2 separate regions of the Homo sapiens genome follow, and region 2 is linked to region 1. Evidence: chromatin contacts called from ENCODE Hi-C data. All regions are on one chromosome and are shown on one strand. Each heading gives the region's core, a stretch centred on a gene start or an enhancer-like site at or near the end of the contact. The rest is flanking DNA. Distances are from core to core; before and after follow the strand shown.

Region 1 (2,700 bases), core at 29-2,528:
CTCCTGGACTCAACCAATCCTCCCATCTCAGCCTCCTGAGTGGCTGGGACCACAGGTGTGCGCCACCATACCCAGCATATATATATATGAAAACAGAGCAAGACAAGGTCTTGCTCTGTTGGCCAGGCTGAAGTGCAGTGGTGCAGTCATAGCTCACTAGAGTCTCAACCTCCAAGGCTCAGTGATTCTCCTACCTCAGCCTCCCAAGTAGCTGGGACCACAAGTGTGCACAATCACACCCATCTATATATATATACACACACAAACACACACATATATACACACACATATAAACACACACATATACACACACATACACATATATATTTTTAAATACACACACACACACACATACATATTTCTATACATGGAGTCCAGGCTGGTCTCAAATTCCTGGCCTCAAGCGATCCTCTCGTCTTAGCTTCCCAAGTAGTTGGGACTAGCAGCACACACCATCATATCTACATAATTTTTTAAACTTTTGTAGAGATGGAGTCTTGCTGTTTTGCCCAGGCTGGTCTCAAACTCTTGGCTTCAATACAGCCTCTCGCCTGGGCCTCCCAAAGTGCAGGGATTACAGCACCCAGACCCAGCTGGACGTTTGTTTGTAGAACTATGAAAAATATGGCTGAATTAGAAATTGGGTGGTGCCAAGTGAACTTCACCCAATGCTTCTGTCACCGCATCAGTTCTCTCTACCCTTTTCGCGTGTTGGAGAACTAACTTGCAAGGCAGGGGACGCGGCTCCAGGGCGCTTTGCCTCCCTCAGGCGGCTCAGGCTCTCAGTGCGCGAGACCCAGGGAATCTGGAGCCAACGCTACAACCCGCCCAAGGGCCGTTCCCGCTCACGGTGGAGCTAGCGTCTCTGCGCGGGAGAGGGGTTGCGCGGCCAGTGCCCACCCGGAGCAACCGCTCCGAAGCCCAGGTCCCCTCCCCTCGACGCCGACCCACTGCTCTCCTTGCCCAGTGACGCCCCAGGGCAGCACAGTCCGGAGCCAGGCCTTCTGGGGACCGGGGCGCACGTGGCCCGAGCTGTCCTTGAGCAGGGGCACGGACCGACACTCGCCGCATGGGCGCGCGGGGCAGACGTTTTGCCTCCCAGCGCTTCAATACCAGATGTTCAAAACCAGATGTTTCCAGACCATATCCCCGTCGCTTCCGACACTTGGAAAGACCAATTGCCAGGCCCCAGAAGGCAAGACGTTTGCGAAGGAAACCGCCAATCCGGTTGCTCGCTACTTCCAGGGTCGTGTGCTCCCTTACGCAGGACCCTGCCCAATCGTCAATGCGACGTCCTCCTACTCCCACCTCAGAGCTGTCACAGAGACTGTCAGTTCCGTCCCTCCCCTTCAGCCCTTTAACGCACGTCTTCCCGACCGCATAACTTGCTCAGTCCCTGCGGCCAACTGGGGCGGGCCAATGGCTGTGACGGATAAGGGGTGTGGGGTGCGGGGACAATGGGCCAGAGCTTCTCATGCAGCCTGCACCAGCGCCGGGTCGGAGAGTCAGAGGCCACCCTGAGATGGACCGAGATCTTCAGTTGGGGAGGCGCCTCCGGTGAGCTTGCGGCCAGATGCCCCCTCAGTAGTCCTCCGCAACAGGTGCCGCGCAGCCGAGTGGCGGGCTAGCATACCGCCTGCCCGCAATTCGGCCAGGCCTCGAGCCTGCTCCGCCTTCCCGCTGCGGTAGCGCCGCCGGGGAAACGCCGCCACGGGCTGCATGGGCAGCGCTCGCGCCCCGCCGCTGAGCCGCCGGGGAGCCGTCCAGTCTTCGAATCCCAGTAAGAGACGCCGCTGGCCTAGGGACAGTGGTTGGGGCTGGCCCGGGGCATTCGCGCGGCCTTGCAGCCTGCAGGCCTTCCCAGCCGACAGAGCTGCTGTGTGGGCCTTGGGTCAGGCCTGGAGGGCCGGGATCGGGGTGGGCGGTGGACTTTGGGGGCTCGGGGAGGTCGTGAAGGGCCAACAGGGGGCTCCAAGCGGGCTTGGGAGCTCGAGGGGCTCGGAGCGACGGTTAGGGGGACCCGAGGCCGCTGTGCGGGGCGGACGGGGGGCTCCGGGGCGGGGCTGGCGGGGCAGAAGGTCCCCAGGGGGCTGTGGGGGACCGACTGGGGGCTTCCGGGAGCGCCTGGGGGTTCTGGGAGCCCGGGGGCTGCTGTGAGGGGCTGCCGAGGGGGGCCCTGGGCAGGTGTTGACTGCTGCGGAACTCGGGGGGCGCCGACTTCTAACACACAACAGGGGCGCCTTCGCTGTTCGGTTCTGGTCGTAGTTGTTATTCTCAGCGTCCCTATTATTATTAGTAGTAGTATTCTTTTTATTTTATTTATTTATTTATTTTTGAGACGGAGTCTTGCTCAGTCGCTCAGGCTACAGTGCAATGGCGCGATCTCAGCTCACTGCAAGTTCCGCCTCCCGGGTTCACGCCATTCTCCTGCCTCAGTCTCCCGAGTAGTTAGGACTACGGGCGCCCCCACCATGCCTAGCTAAATTTTTTTGGTATTTTTAGTAAAGACGGGGTTTTACCGTGTTAGCCAGGATGGTCTCGATCTCCTGACCTCGTAATCCGCTCACCTTGGCCTCCCAAAGTGCTGGTATTACAGGAGTGAGCCACTGCGCCTGGCCAGCGTTCCTATTATTATTGCTCTTCTGGAATGAGAGCAGGCAGCTGCCGGGATCCCAGCCGGAAGGGGCGGGCGAAAGGCAG
Region 2 (2,804 bases), core at 255-2,754, 1.5 Mb before region 1:
GCATAAGCCTTTGCTAACTCTTTCTAATTAGACTTCTCCCAGAATACACTTTATCCTCCAATAATTTTGCAGTAAAAAATAAAATAAAATAAAATAAAACCTTATTATACACACAACCCGTTAGTGGGTTTTCGGGAGAGCAAAGAGTAATGCCCAGGAAAGACTGCACTGTACTGTCACCAAGTACCTCAAGAGCTGTGTGTCGTGACAGCTAAAAAGAGAAAATGAAACAGATTCCATGCTGCCAACAGGCAAGTAAAAAGAAGACAAATTGGTCTGGGTCCCAGGAAGGAATAATCTAAACAGAGTTTTTGTGGACTATAAAACATGGTCCCCTCCTGTGGAAAATAATATTTTGTTTCCACCTACAGTTTTCTTCAAGCAATTACAAGGGCACTAAAAGTGAGAGATTACCTCAGGTGTATAAAAACGAGAATTTCTTTCAGAAATGACTGAGAAAGGGTTCTACCGAGGTTAGACCTCCTACTTTAGAAGCTGTGAGTAAACTTATTTTCAAGTCTAAGTTTCGTGTGAAAGTTTAGCCTCAGAATGAAGGGAACGTTGATATCTTTACTCCCACAATATTTATCGGATACGGAAGTTGAAAACCTGCCTAAATAGGTAACAAATCTTCTGCAAAAGAATGTTACACTCTATAAAGGGATGGGGTAGAGTAAAACGCCAGAAATGAACCTAAACATGCTTCAAGGCTTCCCCACTGTTTAACAAGGAAAAGGGAGTATCCTTAGCAATACTTTTAACTGTCCAGATAGGTAAGTCTTCAAAGTTAAGAACCGCTTCCAGGAAAGTAGCAGGGAAGTGTTTGCATGTGCCTATTCTGGAAAGCCAGGCCGTCCGGTTAAGGTCCCTCAACCGTCCCTACCTATACGTTTTCCGTCTGGCGTGAAATCAGCAGCAAAAGCCCGCTATCTTCCGAAGGAGGCCCCACAAAAATGGCGTCTGTCCCACCCCAATGTGACCAAATAGGGCATTCCCAGCTCCTTTCCCGAACACAGTGCTGGGGTCGCAGTGGCCAGTACCGCCGTTAGAACAGTCACTGCGGCCTGGAACAGGCGTCGGGGTTACTGGCAGAGCAAGCCGAGGTATAGTCCCAGAGGCTTACAGCAGTACCTTTATTCTTGGGCATGGCGGTGATGACAGCCTCGTGAGACCTCTTCCGACTCCTTTCTGGCGGTTACTACTCTAAGAGCCGACTGAACTAAGATGCAGCAGGTGGGTGCGCAGAAGAGGCTGGCTACAGAGCTCTCTAATAAACTGCTGACGCGCACTCTCTGGCGTCACCAAAAGGCGACGCAGCTGATTACGATGCTTTTCCCCGCCTCTCTTCGGCTGAGGCACGGCCAAATGACTGACACCTAGTAGACTCCATCAGGATACCGGAGAGTTTGCTGCAGGATGAATAAACAGGAAGCGGGGCGGGACTCAGCATGGAGAAGGTGGAGTCAAGGATGAAATGGGCGGGGCCCTGGAGTATTCTCCTTTGCTAAAAAACGGTCTTCCAGTTTCAGAAGTTCGTGGGTCATTTAACTGTAAACGCCTAAATTTTAAGAGAGCCCTTACTCTTATACAGTGAATTTGGAGGACTGGCTTAGGACAAGGCCCTCTATGTTCAGAATGTTTATCACTTTTCTCTCTTTTTTTTTTTTTTTTTTGACAACGAAGTTTCGCTCTTGTTGCCCATGCTGGAGTGCAGGGGCGCGATCTGCCCGTCTAATTTTTGTATTTTTAGTAGAGATGGGGTTTCACCATGTTGGCCAGGCTCTCAAACCCCTGACCTAGTGATCCTCCCGCCTCTGCCGCCCAAATTCCTGGGATTGCAGTAGTGAGCCACCGCGCCCGGCCTATTTTTTTCAGTCTTATCTTCTCTACCTCACCACCTCACAGTAAAGCATGTAAGTACAGAGGCCGCATCTGTTGCTTACAATTGCTAGCACCCAGCGGAATACTGACAAAAAGTAGACAGTAAATATATACAGGAAATGGAAAGTAAATATACATAGGAAGGAGTGAGACTAAGCATCTGAATCTTATAATAAATCATGGCTTAACCGAATGTCTCAAATGGACTGGCTGTGGAGGTCAAATTATTTCAAGACAAATTCCATTTGATTATGGTATACAATCATTTAATTTACTGGATTTGTTGTGTGTGTACTATTATGTTTAGAATCTTAGCATCTGTGTTAAGATATATTGGCTTGTATCGTGTGATGACTTTGACTTTAGGATCAATATAATCCCGGCTTCACAGAATGAACTGTGTAGTGTCCCTTTTTCTTCTGTGTTTTTGGACACATTCGAGGATTGATGTAAATTTTTTAAATGGTCCTAGGCCTTAGTTTGGATTATGAATTCGTGCTGTATTTATTCCCAAGTCAGTTCTGGTAGTTTGTATGTACCAGAAATTTGTTCATTTATTCTAAATTATAAAACTTGTTGGGCGTATAATTGGCCATCATATACAAAGTATAGTATCTTCCTAATCCTTTTTTTTCCCTTTCTGCAAGGTAAATAGTATGTATGTATCAGGACTTTGTTCATTTATTCTAAATTATCTTACTTGTTGGGCATATAATTGGCCATCATATACATAGTGTAGTATCCTCCTAATCCTTTTTTTTTCTTTCTTTTTTTCTGCAAGGTAAGTGGTAGTACCCTGATCATCACTACTGGTTTTAAGGAATTTAAGTCTTCATGGTTTTGTTTTTAAAAGCCTAGTGATGAAGCCATAACATTAAAAATAAAATTTTCTCTGAACCCAGAAGTCCTCTCCACAAAGACAG

What was found. Hi-C counts contacts between places; a loop is a spot of excess contacts on that map. Pooled maps may share reads with other maps.
Region 2: a map of heart right ventricle shows a loop between it and region 1 (8-fold over the local background). The contact joins the promoter of TTTY10 here to the promoter of TTTY14 in region 1. A Hi-C loop is called at or near these places in 3 of 168 maps with a recorded cell type or tissue (heart right ventricle and naive thymus-derived CD4-positive, alpha-beta T cell) and 6 of 50 pooled maps.

Annotation. Positions count from the first base shown.
Region 1 is chrY:19,076,125-19,078,824 of GRCh38, reverse strand. TTTY14 (testis expressed transcript, Y-linked 14) reads left to right here and starts at 1,278. Exons shown (of 3, transcript NR_125735.1): 1 at 1,278-1,780.
Region 2 is chrY:20,574,215-20,577,018 of GRCh38, reverse strand. TTTY10 (testis expressed transcript, Y-linked 10) reads left to right here and starts at 1,504. Exons shown (of 10, transcript NR_197944.1): 1 at 1,504-1,913. EIF1AY (eukaryotic translation initiation factor 1A Y-linked) reads right to left here and starts at 1,243. Exons shown (of 7, transcript NM_004681.4): 1 at 1,132-1,243. The coding sequence starts at 1,147.